Linked DNA regions of Homo sapiens: all the other regions are linked to region 1. A link is a contact called in ENCODE Hi-C or POLR2A ChIA-PET data. All regions are on one chromosome and are shown on one strand. Each heading gives the region's core, a stretch centred on a gene start or an enhancer-like site at or near the end of the contact. The rest is flanking DNA. Distances are from core to core; before and after follow the strand shown.

Region 1 (2,700 bases), core at 72-2,571:
TTAGGCATCAATACTGCTGAGGACGGGGGTGTGGACCCAACATAAACCCAATGTCTTGAGATGACCTGAATGGAAGGCATTAGCTGAGGCAAGGGCATCCTGGAAGTAAACTCTGGAGACACCAAAATTTAAGCAAGACTAGCTCTGGTTGGGGAAGCAGGGGACAGTGCTCTCTGATCCACACCAAATACTGCTGGGGGTTCCCAGGGAACTCCTTGGACGTTGGCAATCAACCCTTAGAGGCCACCTAGCTCTATGTTTCCATTTTACTGATGAGAAAACACACCCAGAGAGATGACATTTCACGTGTCCAGATCACACCCTGAGCCCGCTGACTCCCTGCCCCAATGTCCTGGACTGCCTGTGCCTACTTTTCCCTTCAGCCTTTAAGACTCACCCAGGACAACCTTCAGCCCATCTGCCAGGTCACAAGGGCAATCCATAGAGAGCTGCATCAGTGGGCCCAGGAAAAGAATCTGAGGGCAAGAAAACACTTTCACCATAACCCACCGCTTTTGCCCAGACCTTTGCCCATGCTCCCTGAGACTCCAAGCTTGAAATCCTCTCCAGCCACGATTTCCAGACCATGCATACCGGAGGACCCTGGGGCCATCTCAAAAGTCCTGTCTCCCATCAACCAAAAACCAAAAACAAGAGTCCACGGCACTGCCCATCAGGCTGATAACAAAGACCAGAAGAAAAAATACAGCAGGAGCACTCACCATGGTCAGCAACAGGGGCAGCAGCGCCGCTGGGAAAATGCCCTCCAGCCTGAAGCCCATCAGGGTGAGCAGGGATGTGCCTGGCTGAGCCACAGGAAAGGGGGCATCAGTTTTGCTTCCTCCCCTAAAGACCCCTGAGCTCTCACCGCCGTTGCCCTTTGCCCCGCCTCCTTCGCACCTGGATGCCTGTGAGTTCCCTCCAGAGCAGCACGCACAGGGGTGAGAGACTGGACACCACCAGGACGCTGGTGAAGCGTCGCTTGATGACCGCGGGATGGTCCCTACGGAGGGGACAGTAAGTTCAGGGGGCCCGCGGCTGCCCATGAGCACGGACCCGCCCCCGGCTCGCCCAAGCTCCGCCCGCAGGGCGCGGATTCCGGTCGCGCGCAGCCCCCGCACCTGGGCAGTTCGCTCTTCCAGACGTAGAGGCTGCCCACGTAGGAGCAGGCGAGGCTGAGGCAGGAGAACACTGACACCCAGCAGCACAGCCCGGGGCCCAGGCCGCCCAGCGCCGCCGACTCGGGCGGCCGCTCCGGCCGCGACACCGACAGCAGTCGCAGCCCATCCCCGCCCAGCGCCGCCATTGCGCCCTGACCCGCGGCGCGCACCAGTGACGCAGTCCCAGGGAGGTGTGGGTGACGTCAGGCCGCGGCGCGGCTCCACGCCCCGCCCCGCCCCGCCCGGGCCCGACGCGGAAGCAGACGCGGAAGAGGACTTGGTGAGCGCGCGGCAGCTTTATTAAACCACGGGATAACGGCTGCCCGCAGCCTCCGGATCGGTGGGCGCTTGCGGAAGGGGACCCGGCTCAGGGCCCAGGGCTGGGACTCAGCCACTCTGACAGGTTGGAGACCTCCTGCAGCCACAGCACGTCCTGCGGGAACAAGGGGGCCCGGGGTGAGGACCTCTCAGCAGCGGCCCGTGGCCTGCACCTCCTGCTGAGCCCTTCCCTGCGCGGCCCTCGCCCAGTTACCTCCAGGCGGCTTCCGAGGCTCGCCCTGCCCGGCGCCAGGGCCCTGCCGTGAGCCTCGCGGTGCTCCCTTCCTCTAGGAGTGAGGGGGGCCGCGGTGGCTTCCGGGCGGCGCGGGGCGGCCTCTGACGGGCTCGGGGCCCTGGCAGAGCGCAGAGCTCGCATCTCCTCTATGCGGGGGCTGCCCCTCTTGAGCCTCTTGTTTTCTGCTTGCCCGCTGGTATCTAGGAGAAAAACAAGCCTCTTCATCTTACTTTCATGGCCCTGTGCTAGGAGCACCCTTGGCCAAGGGGAAGCCTGGGAGAACGGGCGCCGAGGGGCTCTTCCCACCGCATCCCTGTCAGCAGGTCCCATCCACACCAAAACCCTGCAGCTGTGGGCGCTTCTGGAGCAGCCCGAGGCTGCAGAGACGTTTCAGGGTCTCCCTATTCTCTCACCCAGGCGGGAGATTGTCCCGAGCCCTCACTTGGGGGACTCAGGCCGCTCAGTAACTTTCTGTATAGATTCTTCCTGGAGTCTGCACTGACAAGCTCCCCTCCCTGCCAGCCTCTGTCCCCCCTCACCTTTCTGGCCTCAGTTCTGTCTCCCTTTGTTGCTCACGTTGCATTGAGCAGTGCCCATAGGCAGCTTTCCTACTCTTAACTGATTCATTTGTCAAATTAAAGCGAGTTTAGATGGATAGATTCTTCCCCAGCAGGTCTTGGGGATGCAGATCAATGAGCTTTTCCCTGAGAGAAGCTCACAGATGCTAGGAGGGGATGCAGACCTGTGTACAAAGCCCAGGGTTAGAATAGAGAAGGAAGCCGACCACCTCTGGATGTGAAGAAGGGTTTCCATGAGGAGATACCTGAGCTGACCTTTTGTTTTTTTGAGACAAGGTCTTGCTCTGTTGCCCAGGCTGGAGTGCAGTGGCTCAGTCCTGGCTCACTGCAGCCTCGACCTCCTGGGCTCAAGCGATCCTACTGCCTCAGCTTCAGCTTCCAGAGTACCAGGAACCACAGGCGCATGCCA
Region 2 (2,700 bases), core at 146-2,645, 640 kb before region 1:
CGGTAAAACGGAATCAACAACAGTACCTATCTCACATTGTAGGAAATAAACGTGTGAAGCATGTAGCACAATGTTCGAATAGTGAGCACTCAATCAGTGCTGGCGATTGGTTATTTAACACCACCTGTTTCTGATCTTGGGGTGCCATTGTTCACATCTCTCCTTCTGATGTCTGTTCCATCCAGGATCCCCCTTGCCAGCCCCTTCTTCCAACGCCACCAACCCCCCAGCACATGGGGGCATGAACCCACACCACACATCCTGTCTCTTCTTAGAGAAGATATCTTTTCATACAGCGGATCACTCCAGCCATGCAGCTCCCCTCTGCTCTCAGGGCACTTATACTGCACTGGGCTAGGATGCTTAGCTGCCCGATTCGGCACGGTGCTGGCCAGGGGGCATGTGCTCATTTGCTCAATGTGCATGTCCTGCCTGACTGCTCTGCTGGGCACAGGGGCTGCCCCTGGGAGGTTCCCTACTCTGCAAACAAGTGGCAGCTGGGAAAAGCACTCCGGGAGGAGGCAACTACAGGAGAAGCAGGGAAGCCTGGAGTTGTAGGTTGGGGGAGAAGCGGGCAGAGGGGCTGGATCTGGGGGCCTGGCAAAAAGGAGAAAAGTGGGAGGTTCTTTACTTCCCAACCCTCATCTGTCCCAACAAGCCCCTAGTGCAGCAGGAAGGCTGCTAAAGAGTCCCTGTCTGGGAGACCTGACCTCTGGGCCCGTTCTCCGGCTTTGCACGTCCCAGGGTCTTGGTTTTCCACTCTAAACAGCGGCAGTTGGTCTAAGTGTTTTCAGAAGGCCCTTCCATCTACAAAGGATCATGAGCCTTGAAACCCAGATACCCGAGGACCACTCCCGGCCCTGGGTTTCCTCCAGCGTGGGGTCTGCCCAAGCACTGAGATCAACCCCCAACCCCAACCCGCTTGTGATGACTGACGGCCTCCCCCACCAATGCTGCTACAAGGCCGAGCCAGGGGGCGGGGCAGACAGGCCCGAATTCACCCCCTACTTAAATTCAGCCCAATCAGCGTCGAGTTCTGCATGTGAGCGGTAGGGGCAGTGGACGCTGCCCTCTGGGCATGCGCAACCTCTCGCCTAAGGCCTCCTCCCGCCTCGCATGCGCACCACGCCGCAGAGGGGGAGAAGGGTAGGGTAGACACGAACCTTGGTCCCATCTTGAAAGTCCGGGAGCTCTCCTCGGCCTTCCTGTATCACACGTTTTTGGATCCCGTCCTCCCGGAGTCTTGCGATGATATCCGCCATCCTCCTTCCCCGCTGCTCCCTTTCGGCAACTTCCGGACTCGCTCGGTAGCTTCCGGACTTGCTTCGGCAACTCCTAGCACCTCGGCAGCTTCCGAGCTAGCGCCATTTTGGTTGAGGGCAGAAGCCAAAAGGGACTGAGCGTGGAAACGGATGGTGATTGGTTCTCTGCGCTGGGGCTGAGCGCGCGCGTCTGCTCGGGGGCGGAGCCTAGGAATGTCTCGGGGCTGGACCCCAGCCTGTCAAGGAGGAAGGGCCGGGGTCCGCGGGCCGGGCGGGACGAGGACGTCCCTAACAATTGTCATTGAATTGATTGGGACTGCGGCCGTGTGGCACTTTGTTTGAAGTTGTGGATGGAATATAACAGCACTGCAGAGTTAGGAAAATGAAAAAAAAAAAAAACACCCGTAAGCCACACCCTCAAAGTGTTATGATTTTTGTGTATTTTCTTCCGGCTTTTTCTCTTTCGCATATCTAGTATGATTGTCGGGACTCTTGCATCCTGGATCTTCCTCTTTCAAAAAATAAAAAGAGGAAGAGGGAAAGAAAGGTGGAGAAGGAGACCAAGAGAGCCCATTGCGGGGTCGGAAATGAGTCATAGTTGTGCCCAATTAATATTAGGGAATAATCGATGAATGATAGAAATGAGGTACTTTAGCGCCGGGCGCGGTGGCCCTGTAACCCCACCACTTTGGGAGGCCGAGGCGAGAGGATCGCTTGAGCCCAGGAGTTCGAGGCTGCAGTGGGCCGTGTTCGTGCCACTGCACTCCAGGCTAGCCGACAGAGCGAGATGCTGTCTCAAAACAAAACAAAAAAAAAAAATTAAATTAAAAGAAAAGAGAAATGAGGTACTTTGGGGCTAAAACAACTTTTGTTTTTCTTTTTTTGAGACGGAGTCTCGCTCTGTCACCCACGCTGGAGTGCAGTGGCACAATTTCAGCTCACTGCAAGCTCTGCCTCCCGGGTTCACGCCATTCTCCTGCCTCAGCCTCCCGAGCAGCTGGGACTACAGGCGCCCGCCACCATGCCCGGCTAATTTTTTGTATTTTTAGTAGAGACAGGGTTTCACCGTGTTAGCCAGGATGGTCTCAATCTCCGGACCTCGTGATCCGCCCACCTCGGCCTCCCAAAGTGCTGGGATTACAGGCGTGAGCCACAGCGCCCAGCTGATATGAAACATTCTAAATAAAATACTAGGCTAATTGAATTCACTAATGTCATGTAAAAATGCATCAGTATGGGGCAGGTGTGGTGGCTTATGCCTCTAATACCAGCACTTTGGGAGGCCAAGGCAAGTGGATCTCCTGGATCTCCTTGAGCTCACAAGTTCAAGACCAGCCTGGACAACATGGCAAAATACCATCTTCACCAAAAATACAAAAAATTAGGTGGTGTGGTGGTGCACGCCTGTGGTCCCAGCTACTCAGCAGGCTGAGGCTGG
Region 3 (2,771 bases), core at 245-2,744, 530 kb after region 1:
CTCATTTCGTGCTCACTGCCTTGGGGGGCGGGGGTGAGACCTGGGGAGGGGAGGCGCCAGTTCCCACCGCCTCTGTAATTTTTCAGTTACAGCCTCTTGGGGGCCTCTAATTAGGACGGGGCAGAGCCGCCACGACCACCCGGGCAGGCGAGGAGGAGTGGCCCAGCGCCCCCTTCGGGCCTGGACCTGAGCTGGAAGGCTGAGCTGGGCCCCAGGGAACCAGGAAAGGAGGGGCCGGAGCTGGGGATGAACCAGGGGGTCGCGGAGGGGGCGGAGGGAACGCTACGCACCGCCCCCGGTCCCCGCTCTCACGTTCCCCTAACTCAAACCAGACGTCCCCGCCAGATCCTGCACAGCTTTAACCTCGGAGACGCCGTCGGGCAGGTTTGCTGGATGCCAATGAGGGTTGCGAGGCGGCCCAGACGGCTGAGTCTGGGAAGGAGGTGAGGAAGCCTGGGGAGCGACAAGGCCTGCAGAGACGGGATGGTCTGGAGTCCCCTCCGTGACCTCGGGTAGGGATCTAGAGCGCCTCGAGGGCAGGAAACAGTTAAATACACTGCAGTCGGAGGCGGGGGATGGGAGTGGGGAAGGGGGCCCAGAGCCGGCTCTTTGTCATCTGGTAATGAGCACCAGATGCGGAGCTGCGTGCGGGCCTAAACAGACGGCCTCCCAGGGCAGAGCCCCGGCCTGCGCCCAGCCCGGGCTCAGCCCACTTACTCGCAGGCCCCGCCTCATTCGGGCGCGGCGGCGAACTGCATACTCCAGCGGTATCAGCCCGGACCTGGGAGCTACGAGCCACGCCTACTCGCTGCAGAACAGAAGAGAGCCCCCGGGAGCTCTCCAGAGGCCCCGCCCACAAAGCCACAAGCCCCGCCCCTGCCAACTCAAAGATTCCAGCAGCGATTGTGCCCGCCCCCTGCCCTCTTGGCCCCGCCCAGTCCCCCGCCCACAACCTACAAGCCCCACCTCCTCCGCTCGGCGCGCGCAGATTGGCGGAACTATTAGTCTCGGCTTCTAGGAGGTATGAACTTCGCCCCGAGTTTACACATTCTCTTCACGCGGCGCTACAGGCCCCGCCCAACACAACTGCAAGCTTCGCCTCACAGAGCCCTGGACACTGCAGGGAATCCCTCAGAGGTCTTAACTCTGTTGGGGGATGATGTAAACTCCGCCCTCCAGGGAAACGTGTGAAGTTCCCCTCAACCTCCTCTTCAGGCTCCGTCCCCAGCTACAAGCTCCGCCCCCTCTCAAGCTCACAAAAGTGGAAGAACTGCGCCCTCGTAGGACTGTCACACCTCACACATCGAGCGGAGGTAGCGGTTCACCTACACGGAGCCCCGCCCCCGGGGCCGCCCACGAAAGATGCAAGCCACGCCCCTGGGGGCCCTGGAGTCCCGCCCACCCAGAGCGCCCTGGCTGCGGCGTAGCGCACAAATACGGCTCTGCGAAGAGCGCTACCGAGCGAGCCTCTTATCGCACGCCCCGCCCACACTCAGGCTCACCCTCTTGGCGCAAGCACCGCCCACTCCACCCCTGGGTCCCTTACCACCTTCGCGATATGCCCAGATCCACCAGTCCTCCGAACCCCTCATCTCTCACCACGATGCCCTTGAACCTGGCCCTGGAGCCCTCTTCTTCCTCCACCTACGGTTTCCGTTTGTCCAGATTTCGGGTTCTCTGGGCGAGCCCGGAGACTGGGCCCGGACAGCCGGGCAGATGGCGTCGATGGGCCTTTGGCGCCACCTGGCCTCGGCCCCACGGACTTACAGCCACCGCGAGGCCTCGGTAGGGCCTCTCTCTCAAAGCGTACTAATTGCTCAGTAAATAGAAATAGCTGCTTAATTCGTTAAATGTTAGTGTTACTTAAATATCTGCCGACTCCCCCCACGGGACAGCCCATCCTTTCGCAGATGCCTTTCGTCGTATGTGGAAATTCGTCCCTAAGGGAGCTTCGCACTGGCCCTCGAGCCACCCTATGAGCTGAGCGCCCCTGACAATCTCTAAAGTGGCTGGCTGGTCGAACTCTTGCTGTCTCTCCCCGACAAATCCTTTCGCCTGGAGGGCGAAAGCATCGCCTCTCATCTGGCGGCCTAGAATTCCTAGGACCAGGTTTCCCCCGCCCCCACCTAGTGCTCCAAAGGCTAGACACCTTCCCTGGGGGCTGTGTTGCGAAGGGGTGGGTTTGGGCGGGGAAGCCCTCAATTAGGAGCTGAAGGTCGTAGTTTTTAGGGACAGTGTCTCAAGGGAGACCCTATCTCAGCTCTCATCTCTACCTCTGAAAATAACAGCCTGGAGGGCAGGAGACGCTGAAGTTCAGGGCTAGGAACCCAGTAAAATATTTTTCAAACATTAGTGGGACAGACAGGGAGCAACCCTTGAGGAGGAAGGGAGTTGACACCACTGAGCTCCAGTTGGGCCCTTTGCTTCCTGCCTTAGCTGCCAACCTTGCCCTTACCCACCTCCGGGCAAATCAGGCCTGGGGAGAGGGATACTTTCCAGACCAGGTTCCAATGCTCGTGCACTAGCCATTACAAATGTAAATAGGGTTTAGCGCTAAATACTGACGATAATAATAGTGAATGCTTGAAGCACTTCTGTTTTGTTTTTGTTTTTGTTTTTTGTTTTTGTTTTTGTTTTTTCGAGACGGAGTTTCTCTCTTGTTGCTCAGGCTGGAGTGCAATAGCGCCATCTCGGCTCACTGCAACCTCCGCCTCCCAGGTTCAAGCGATTCTCCTGCCGCAGCCTCCCAAGTAGCTGGGATTACAGGCACC
Region 4 (2,700 bases), core at 27-2,526, 550 kb before region 1:
GTCACCCAGGCTGGAGTGCAGTGGTGCGATCTCAGCTCACTGCAACCTCCACCTCCCGGATTCAAGCAATTCTCCTGCCTCAGCCTCCCGAGTAGCTGGGATTACAGGCGCGTGCCACCACGCCCAGCTAATTTTTGTATTTTTAGTAGAGACGGGGTTTCGCCATGTTGGCCAGGCTGGTCTCGAACTCCTGACCTCGTGATCCGCCTGCCTCGGCCTCCCAAAGTGCTGGGATTACAGGCGTGAGCCACCGCGCCCGGCCAAAAGACGTGCTTACCTTTCTTGACGAACTTGAGCGTCACCACCCTCTCAGGTCCCCGCTGTGATGCTTTTACCATGGCCCTCCCTGTGTTTTGCATGGATTGGGCTTGCACGTGTCTCTCTCCCCACTTAGCATCTACTGAGTACCCCAGGGCAGAGGCACAGCTGGTGGAGATTCCTGGGGTGGAGTAGTGCCACTGCTGAGGGAAGGGCCTCACCTTCATCAGGATCTTACAGCGCAGCAGGTCCTGACCAGGGGTGGCTGCCTGGTATTGCTGGAAGAAGAGCGGGGCAAAGAGAAAGCAGGCATAGGCAGAGCGGGAGGAGTTCACCGTCCGGAGGGAGAGCTGGGCCACGAAGAGCAGGGAGAGGGACGTGGTCAGGGGGCAGCCACAGACCCAGCCCTCTGGCTGCTTCTGCTCACACACTTGCCCTATCGTCCTCCCGCTCCGCCACCACCTGCTGAAAAACCCTCCTTTCCCCATGGAAGCCTTCAGAGTCGGCCCCGGCGCTGCTGCCGCAGAGGAGGGGTCGCACACCCAGGCCTTCCCCGAGTTTCTCTAAGTGCACGTCACCCCCTGGGAGCTCGCAGGACAGCTTTCCTCAATTCACACACCGGCCTGGGAAGATGACAGCCGCCAGACTAAGAAACTGAAACTTTGCCGACAAATCTGCCAGCGGTCATCCCGCCTAGTGGGGGCGAGACTCTAGTCCGGGTTACCCGCTCCCGGCTGGAGTCCCACCCGCCCCCCACACCCTAGCCCCTCACCCCGTCCTCCAAGGGTTCCAGGTAGAGCTCGTCCCCGATGCGGGACAGGGAGTGGACGGCCTTGCCGAGCACTGCGGGGAGAAGAGCGGAAGGGGGTTAGGCTGGCGGCTCCGCGGCTGCTGCACCGCCGCTGCCAGGCCGACCTGCACTCACCCTTCACGTTGCCGCCCGTGACCAGGCACTTCATGCTGCCCCAGCGCTCCGCCAGCGGCCAACACTGCCCAGCTCTCCGCGACCTCCGGGTCCGGGGTCCCTTCCCGCGCACCGCCCCTGCCGGCCCCGCCCCCGCCTCCCCATTGGTCCACGTGCAGGCGCCTCCGTCACGTGAGAAAAACGCTCACAGGCTCTGCCGTCACGTGACGGCGCACGTTGTCCGGGGTGTCACGTGACCGGGGAGGCCCGCGGCGCCCGCCAGCCAGCTGCTCCTGGCTCCCCCGGCACGCCTCGGCCTTCCGTGCCCCTGGAGATCGGGGCGTTCCGCGGGCCGCGCACCGGATTGCGAAGGTCAGAGAGGACGCAGCTGTGGGGCGCGAGGTCCCTGTGCAGTGGACCGAGTGCTGGACTCGGAGTCGGAGTGTGGGGGCGAGCTCTCTGGGGTCACCCACTTAGTAGAGTTCCCGGGCGTCTGCCGGGGGATACAGGGTGCAAGCAAGACCATCGCACCCACTCTGGGCCTGAGACTCGGACTCCAGCAGCAATCCCCAACTCTAGAAAGAAGTCAAAGCAGCTTGCTTGCAGCAGCCGGGAGTGGGAGGTGGCTGCTCCTTCCGGCTTCGAGGATCCTTTAAGGAAAAACGGCAGTTTCTCCAGGCAGAAAGGGGTAGAACGGTGCCCCTGGCAGAGGGAAGAACAAGAGTAAATGCTCAGCGGTGTGGGCTCCGCCCCCTGGAGAGGGGAGTAGGTCTGTGAGTCTCAGAGAGGCGTAGGGGCCGCCAGATGATGAGGGGCACCGCTGGGACGCTCTGGAAACGTTTTACGAGGGTAGATCGTGGTTATGTGCCTTTTTTTGTTTGTTTGTTTTTTGAGACATATTCTTGCTCTGTCACCCAGGCTGGAGTGCAGTGGCGCGAACACGGCTCACTGCCGCCTGGAACTCCTGGGCTCAAGGGATCCTCCCATCTCAGTCTCCTGAGTATCTGGGACCACAGGCACACCCACCACGCCCGGCCCTTTTTTTTTTTTTTTTTTTTTGGGTAGAGACGGAGTCTTGCCATGTTGCCCAGGCCGGTCTCAACTGTGGGGTTCAAGCTGTCTTTCCGCCTTGGCCTCTCAAAGTGGAGTGAGCTACTGCACCGGCCTGTTTTTTGTTTTTTGTGTGTGTGTGTGGGGTTTTTTTGTTTGTTTGTTTTGAGATAGAGCCTCGCTCTGTCGCCCAGGCTGGAGTACAGTGGCACGATCACGCCTCCCAGGTTCAAGCGATTCTCCTGCTTCAGCCTCCCAAGTAGCTGGGATTACAGGCGCCTGCCACAACGCCTGGCTAATTTTTGTACTTTTAGTAGAGACGGGTTTCACCATGTTGGCCAGGCTGGTCTCGAACTCCTGACCTCAAGTGATCCGCCCGCCTCGGTCTCCCAAAGTGCTGGGATTACAGGCATGGGCCACCGCGCCCAGCCCCGGGTCTGTATTTTTAAAAGACCCCAGACTGGCCGGGTACGGTGGCTTACGCCTGT

The links. Hi-C counts contacts between places; a loop is a spot of excess contacts on that map. ChIA-PET counts read pairs that join two places held with the same protein, here RNA polymerase II (POLR2A). Pooled maps may share reads with other maps.
Region 2: a pooled map shows a loop between it and region 1 (8-fold over the local background). The contact joins the promoter of AIP here to the promoter of RCE1 in region 1. A Hi-C loop is called at or near these places in 5 of 50 pooled maps.
Region 3: a pooled map shows a loop between it and region 1 (19-fold over the local background). The contact joins the enhancer-like site here to the promoter of RCE1 in region 1. A Hi-C loop is called at or near these places in 10 of 50 pooled maps. POLR2A ChIA-PET finds 5 or more read pairs at or near these places in 3 of 52 experiments (activated B cell, activated naive CD4-positive, alpha-beta T cell and naive thymus-derived CD4-positive, alpha-beta T cell).
Region 4: a loop to region 1 is called in a map of CD14-positive monocyte, with 5 times the contacts of the local background. The contact joins the promoter of RAD9A here to the promoter of RCE1 in region 1. A Hi-C loop is called at or near these places in 1 of 168 maps with a recorded cell type or tissue (CD14-positive monocyte) and 6 of 50 pooled maps. POLR2A ChIA-PET finds 5 or more read pairs at or near these places in 1 of 52 experiments (IMR-90).

What each region holds. Positions count from the first base shown.
Region 1 is chr11:66,842,062-66,844,761 of GRCh38, reverse strand. RCE1 (Ras converting CAAX endopeptidase 1) reads right to left here and starts at 1,321. Exons shown (of 8, transcript NM_005133.3): 1 at 1,122-1,321; 2 at 901-1,003; 3 at 723-806; 4 at 398-476. The coding sequence starts at 1,306. TOP6BL (TOP6B like initiator of meiotic double strand breaks) reads right to left here. Exons shown (of 15, transcript NM_001302084.2): 14 at 1,693-1,913; 15 at 1,246-1,593. The coding sequence ends at 1,528. RefSeq lists an enhancer at 744-1,450 and silencers at 1,091-1,530, 1,641-1,780.
Region 2 is chr11:67,481,721-67,484,420 of GRCh38, reverse strand. AIP (AHR interacting HSP90 co-chaperone) reads right to left here and starts at 1,395. Exons shown (of 6, transcript NM_003977.4): 1 at 1,164-1,395. The coding sequence starts at 1,262. RefSeq lists an enhancer at 1,494-1,553.
Region 3 is chr11:66,310,939-66,313,709 of GRCh38, reverse strand. No RefSeq gene overlaps it. Among named protein-coding and RNA genes, the nearest start is that of CD248, 4.7 kb to the left of the region's middle. RefSeq lists a silencer at 1,260-1,509. Within about 2 kb of position 1,494, at least 39 of the 41 ENCODE cell types and tissues checked have a DNase peak (open chromatin) inside an H3K27ac peak, as active enhancers do.
Region 4 is chr11:67,390,562-67,393,261 of GRCh38, reverse strand. RAD9A (RAD9 checkpoint clamp component A) reads right to left here and starts at 1,276. Exons shown (of 11, transcript NM_004584.3): 1 at 1,184-1,276; 2 at 1,031-1,101; 3 at 480-608. The coding sequence starts at 1,217. LOC100130987 (a long non-coding RNA gene) reads right to left here. Exons shown (of 4, transcript NR_024469.1): 4 at 1,575-1,864. RefSeq lists enhancers at 655-1,159, 1,194-2,109 and a silencer at 1,060-1,429.